Linked DNA regions of Homo sapiens: region 1 is linked to region 2. A link is a contact called in ENCODE Hi-C data. All regions are on one chromosome and are shown on one strand. The core of a region is the stretch at or near the end of the contact, and the rest is flanking DNA. Distances in the headings are between cores, read along the strand shown.

Region 1 (2,700 bases), core at 199-2,698, 36 kb after region 2:
TGCTGGCTGCTGGCTGGGACCTCTGCTGGGCTGCCAGCCAGAATATCTGTTTGTGGCTTCTCCATGTGGCTGTTTGGGGTTCTTCAAATTTCTTCTAAGAGTGAACATCCCAAGAGAACCAGGCTGAAGCCATATCACCTTTCGCATGCTAGCCTTGGGAGTAAAATCATGTCCTTCTCATTGTACTCCATTAATCAGGGCAGTCGCAAAGATCCAGCCAGACTGAATGAGAGGGGACAGACATCATCATTCCACGGCTGGTACGTTAAGCTTACATTGTAAGAAAAGCATGTGGGATGTGCAGTGTTATTACTTGCCACCCAACTCACCCTCGATTAGTAATAAAGTGTCTATATGGGACACGTGGAAGCAAGGGGGAGAGAAATAAGAGTCCTAAGTTTCTCCCAGATACTGACTGATACTGGGAAACGTGCCTAAAACCCACTGCTGGAATCCTTCTCTGGATCAGAGCACGCAGCCTCAGAACAGTGAGTAATTAAGCTGTTATTGGCTGTTGGTGTCAATAGCCAATACTGACTACACACTTCATTGTCTATTGGTCATATTAGAAAGCAGACGGGACTGAAGATCTAGACGGATAAATTGTTCTTTGGTGAAGGGTTTTGGGACACGTTTCATCAATAGGTTCCTATCAGGCAAATGCTCCAGGAGGCTGGAGATGAAAACTGAACAAATAACTGAAAGAAAAGAATAAAGAAATGCCTTCTTTAAGCCTTGGCTCCTTCACAATTTGACCATGACCAGTCCTTCCCAGAAGTGAGAGTCAGCTGGGCAGGAGTTTTCCTCCATCAGTGGAGTCATTTTATCAACATCCAGCCTTAGAGCGCTTCTTTACGGAGGGAGAAACTCAAACACAAGGCAGGGGAGGTGACAAGTGTGTTCTCCAGGCCTGGGGTTTCAGGTGAGGGTGGAGGTGTGGGGCCAGGCAGGTGGTGGCTATCCCCTCTTCCCCATAAGGAAGATAACACGAACATGCAGGTTGATGCAGGGAGAGCAGAATTATGGGATGTTACATCTTACAGAAATATCAGTTATGTTTCTTTAATTGTCAGTGACAAAAAGATATTTTTTCTACAAATAAAAAAGGCCATATTTGGAATAATATGGAGCATCTTACAAAAGGAAAATTGTACCTGTACCTAATAAGCCATAGTAGCTCTGGGAACTGAATCTCGGGCACCAGGAACAGTCTCGCATGTCATTGTAATCTGGATTCATGAGCTCTGACTTTCCACAGTCTTTGAGTCACTGAGCACTAGGATCAACTTTCACAGAGGATCCAGATAATCAGCCAGCTTAAGTCACACTCCTACAGCTTGGCTAGGGTAGGGATTCCTCACCAACAGTCCCATAAGATCTTATCCAGTCAGGAGGGGCTGGCCCAATCTGAAGTGCAGCCGAGACCGGGAGCCACAGACCTGGAACCTGTGTACTCAAAGAGTTGTCCACATGCCAGCAGCACTGGCCCTTCCAGGAGCTGTTAGAAATGTAGAACCTCAGAGCCTACATTGAAGATATTGAATCGGAGTCTGCACATCGCTTCTGAGAAGCCATGAGCTAAGCTGATGCCATTCAGCTGGGTAGCATCGCAGTCACTGTGCAACTTTTAAACATACAGCTGCCCAGGCCCACTGCAGACCTGCTAAATTCAAGCTCCTTGTAGTGGGGCCAGGGCCCTGGGACTTCATACAAAACTCTGCAAGTCATCACTGATGAGAAAACCAAGACTCGATGAGGTAAAGCAACTTCCCCCACCACAAAACCTAGTCCTGTGTGAGGGAGCCAGGGGTATTTACATTTTCCTAATTTACATCCTTTTAAACTGCATTTTTCAGAGTCTCCTGAGCTCAGAGGAAGAAGCTGCATAACCAGCACACTTCCAGAGAGGACCGAGGAAGAGAGCGTTGCTTCAGCCAGGGTCTGATTAGTCATGCCTGGCAGGCTCTGCTGAGCTGGGTGCTCATGGGTTTTGCTTGCTGAGCTGAATTAATATATTAGTGGATTTCATGTTTGACTCGCTCTTTCTTTCTCACTGCGCAGGAGCTAAAGGAGTGGAGCTGGGGATGCCAATGTTTCTGTTTAGACAGCTGAAGGGGCCATGCGAGCCCACAGCGAGAGCTGCAGGAGCAGCTACTACAGGGAGTGGGCAGATTTTAGGGTGCGCAGATTTGTACTTGGTGTGGCTCGGTTGTACATTCAGGAATCTCTTTCCTTGTGATACGCAGAGCTGCACGTGGAAGATGTTAGGAACACAGCTGGGTGCAGTTTTGCTGGTTAGTTCTGAACAAACCTACAGACGTGAGATTTGAACTCTATAAGGGAAGAAAGCAAGGAGGAAGAAGGCACTGAGGCTGCCTGTCACCAGAAGGGTTCTGGGCAAAACGGGGTAGAGTGACTTGGGACAGTTCCTCCTAACGATAGCACAGGCAGTAGGGGTTGAGACACAGTGGGGTTGAGACTTGCTTAAATGTATAGTTATTCAGCCAGCCATTTTCATAGAATAATTGTGGGTTGCCCTGAGCTGCCGCGTTCACATGCTCTGCAGTGGAGTACTATATGCTAATGTGAGATGGGAGTACACCCAGATTTCACCCCCCTAGAACGTGGTTTTTTTTTTTTTAAAGTAAAACAATGCTATGGCCAGGTGTGGCCTGTTAGCTTTAAAAACAAATGGCCTCT
Region 2 (2,700 bases), core at 110-2,609:
AGACTAGAAACTTAGGGGCTTAGATTTGAATAAATGTTCTAACGTTTGACGGCAGTGTGGTTTTAATCCTGTCATTTATTCTCCCTGAGCCTTGTGTCTAATCTTTGAAATGGAGATGACAACGATGACAATGATGATGATGATGACAATGACAGCAAATAGTCGTAGCCAGCACAAACAAGAGCATGAAGCCTGCACACCCTGCAACAGGCCTGCGTCTCCTCCCAAAGCAATGCCCCAAGCACATCCTCGGACATTCCCTGTCCTGGGTGGCCGGAGGGCAAGCGAATGAGCTGTCCTCGTGATCCTGGATCCCTCCCTAGGGTACTTGGGGTGCCGCATGAGGCGGTCAGGGTGGTTGGTGTCAGGAGAAGAATGTTGAGGAACTGGTGAGGGCATGAAGGAGGAGGACAGTGGAGGAGAGAGGGCATCCTGGAGAAAGTCACCTTGGAGCTGAGATGGGAGCAAATGATGGCTTGCAAGGCAGTCAAGAGAGAAGGGCACTCTGCGTGGAGACAGTGTCATATATGACTGCATCAATATTAAAAGACCAGGAGGGCACGATCAGTGAGTGTCACAGCGTGTGTGCTTGCTGCTGTAAAGGAAGGGCTCTGGGTGAGTCAGGTGAGGGCCTTGCGTGCCCTGCCAGGCAGTCGTGGGTGCCGAGCAAGTATCGGCTGTTGTCCTTTATCTAAGCAGGTGCACCCTGACCATGCTAGCCTGACAGCCCCACCCCACTGCAGGATGCTTTTGCCTATTTCAGCTCCAATCTGGTCTGCGGCAGTGACCATTGTGTCCTCTGGCTGGTGCTGGAAGGTCAGGACTGATCTTTTCTAGTCTGGATGGCTGGGCCTCTCTTCTGCTGGGGTCAAGTCCCCACCTCTGAGTGTAGTGAACCAAACATGGGTTAGTCTTCTGCAGGCCAAGGACCATACTGGGCACAGCAAGGAAGAAGAGGATGTCCAGAGCAGCCTCTCTTTCATAATCCTGTGGAAAAGACGAAGGGAAAACTGTGCTTACGTTTGTGCCACGTGCCAAACCATGGGCCAGGACATCACTGAGATTTTATTTAATGTGAAAAACAATGCTCTAAACCAGTATCATTCTTCCTGTTTTATAGAGAAAGAAACTAAGGCTCAGGGGTGCTCCTAACCGGCCCAAGCCACGGCTGAGAGAGAGTGGGCCAGACATCTATAAAGGACGATGATGAAAGCCAACCCAGCCCCTGTGACGCCCTTGGTTTTCATCCATGGCGTTAAAGCAAGATAAAGACCTCGCATGGGAATAAAGTTTTCTGGGCTTGTAAGGGGAAGGATGATAAATTACACTGTGGAAAACGGGGCCAGTGACTCACAGCTGGAGGTGAGCTCCGCTGCCAGCCACTTCCCTGCTGGCTCATGGCACAGAGCCCCTTCCCTCCAGGAGCAGCCTCTTGTGTATCTGACTCTGGCCTGGCCCAGCATACTGTCTACACTGCAGACAGAAAGCATGTGGCCTTAAACCTGGCACAGAGTGAAAGCTCAATAGCCATGAGCTGTTGTTTTAAGTGAGAGTGTGAATCAGGGCAGGTTCTGTCCTTCCTGAAGCACCTTCTCTTACTTTCTGGTGCCCTTCATAAGAAACCCCCCAATTCTGGCCTCGCCCACCCTCCCACCTCGCTCCCCGTTTGTCAGGCTGAACTGCTGCCCTTCTCCACATGCCACACTGCTCTCTTCCGTGCCTTCACTTTGTGCTCTCTGAATTCCTTTGTTCTCTAATCCATCTGACCAGCTTCTCCTCCCAGATGGCACCTCTAGCCTGGCCTCTCATTCTCTGCACTTTGTATTTCCTTCTCCCTAACACTCCTCATAGCCACAGGGATGGTTCAGGGTCCTTCTCCCCAGGGGCTAGGGCCTCCTAAATTCAGGCTGTGTCTTGCCGAGACTCCAACCCAGTGCCCCGCAAAGCTTAAGATCCTTAGTGAATGCTCAGGAAATGTTTGCAGAAGGAAAAAATGCTTTTCTCCAGCATCAGCGTCCTTTCTTTTTTCACGTTCTGCCTTTGGCAAGCTCTCGTCCCACCACTCAACCTTCCCAGCTGGGTTTAGTCTCCCTCCTGGGCCATGAAACCTCCTCCCCACCCTGCCCTCCTCCTGAGGGGCTGTGCACTCTTTTCTCTGAGGTTTCTGCTCCTGGTTTCTTCTGCTGGTACATCAGTTAAGTCCTTGTATTGTTTACCCTTCTGCCTCCCTGTGAGCCTGTGAAGGGCAGGGGCTGTCTTGTTCATCTTTATATGCTCAGCACAGAGCCTCCACAGGGTCGGGACTTGGGGAACACTTGCTGTTTAAATGATGGACTGGTTGAGTAAATGAAAAGCAAGTCTGCACTAGTATTTGGAATGGATGCCACTGTGGGTGTCAGGAGGAAGTGAAGTCACTTTCTCCTGTTCAGAATGAAGAGCAAACAGACCTTAAAGTCTGTGTGTGCTCCACCGTGGTGCTGGCTTTTAATATGGCACACTAAGGGAAGAGGGATGGACACGCACCAGGGCACAGCCACCCCGCCCCACGCACCTGCTGCCAGTGGAACACAGCTTCGGCACATGCTAGTAAGAGATCAGGATACTGCAACAGGGAAGCCCGCTCCCTTTCTTGAGGAAGTCGAGGCCTAAAGAAAATTGGAAGGAGTGTCTCCAAATAGACTTGGGAAGGCATTCCCTGGG

Evidence for each region. A loop is a pair of places that touch in the nucleus more often than their neighbours do. Pooled maps may share reads with other maps.
Region 1: a loop to region 2 is called in a map of ascending aorta, with 7 times the contacts of the local background. The contact joins the promoter of LINC02697 here to the enhancer-like site in region 2. A Hi-C loop is called at or near these places in 2 of 168 maps with a recorded cell type or tissue (aorta and ascending aorta) and 5 of 50 pooled maps.

What each region holds. Positions count from the first base shown.
Region 1 is chr11:134,949,541-134,952,240 of GRCh38, forward strand. It overlaps LINC02697 (long intergenic non-protein coding RNA 2697), which reads left to right and starts at 1,449. Exons shown (of 2, transcript NR_187396.1): 1 at 1,449-1,757. RefSeq lists an enhancer at 1-519.
Region 2 is chr11:134,914,077-134,916,776 of GRCh38, forward strand. No RefSeq gene overlaps it. Among named protein-coding and RNA genes, the nearest start is that of LINC02697, 36 kb to the right of the region's middle. Within about 2 kb of position 1,360, at least 2 of the 41 ENCODE cell types and tissues checked have a DNase peak (open chromatin) inside an H3K27ac peak, as active enhancers do; they include ascending aorta, where a contact is called at or near this core.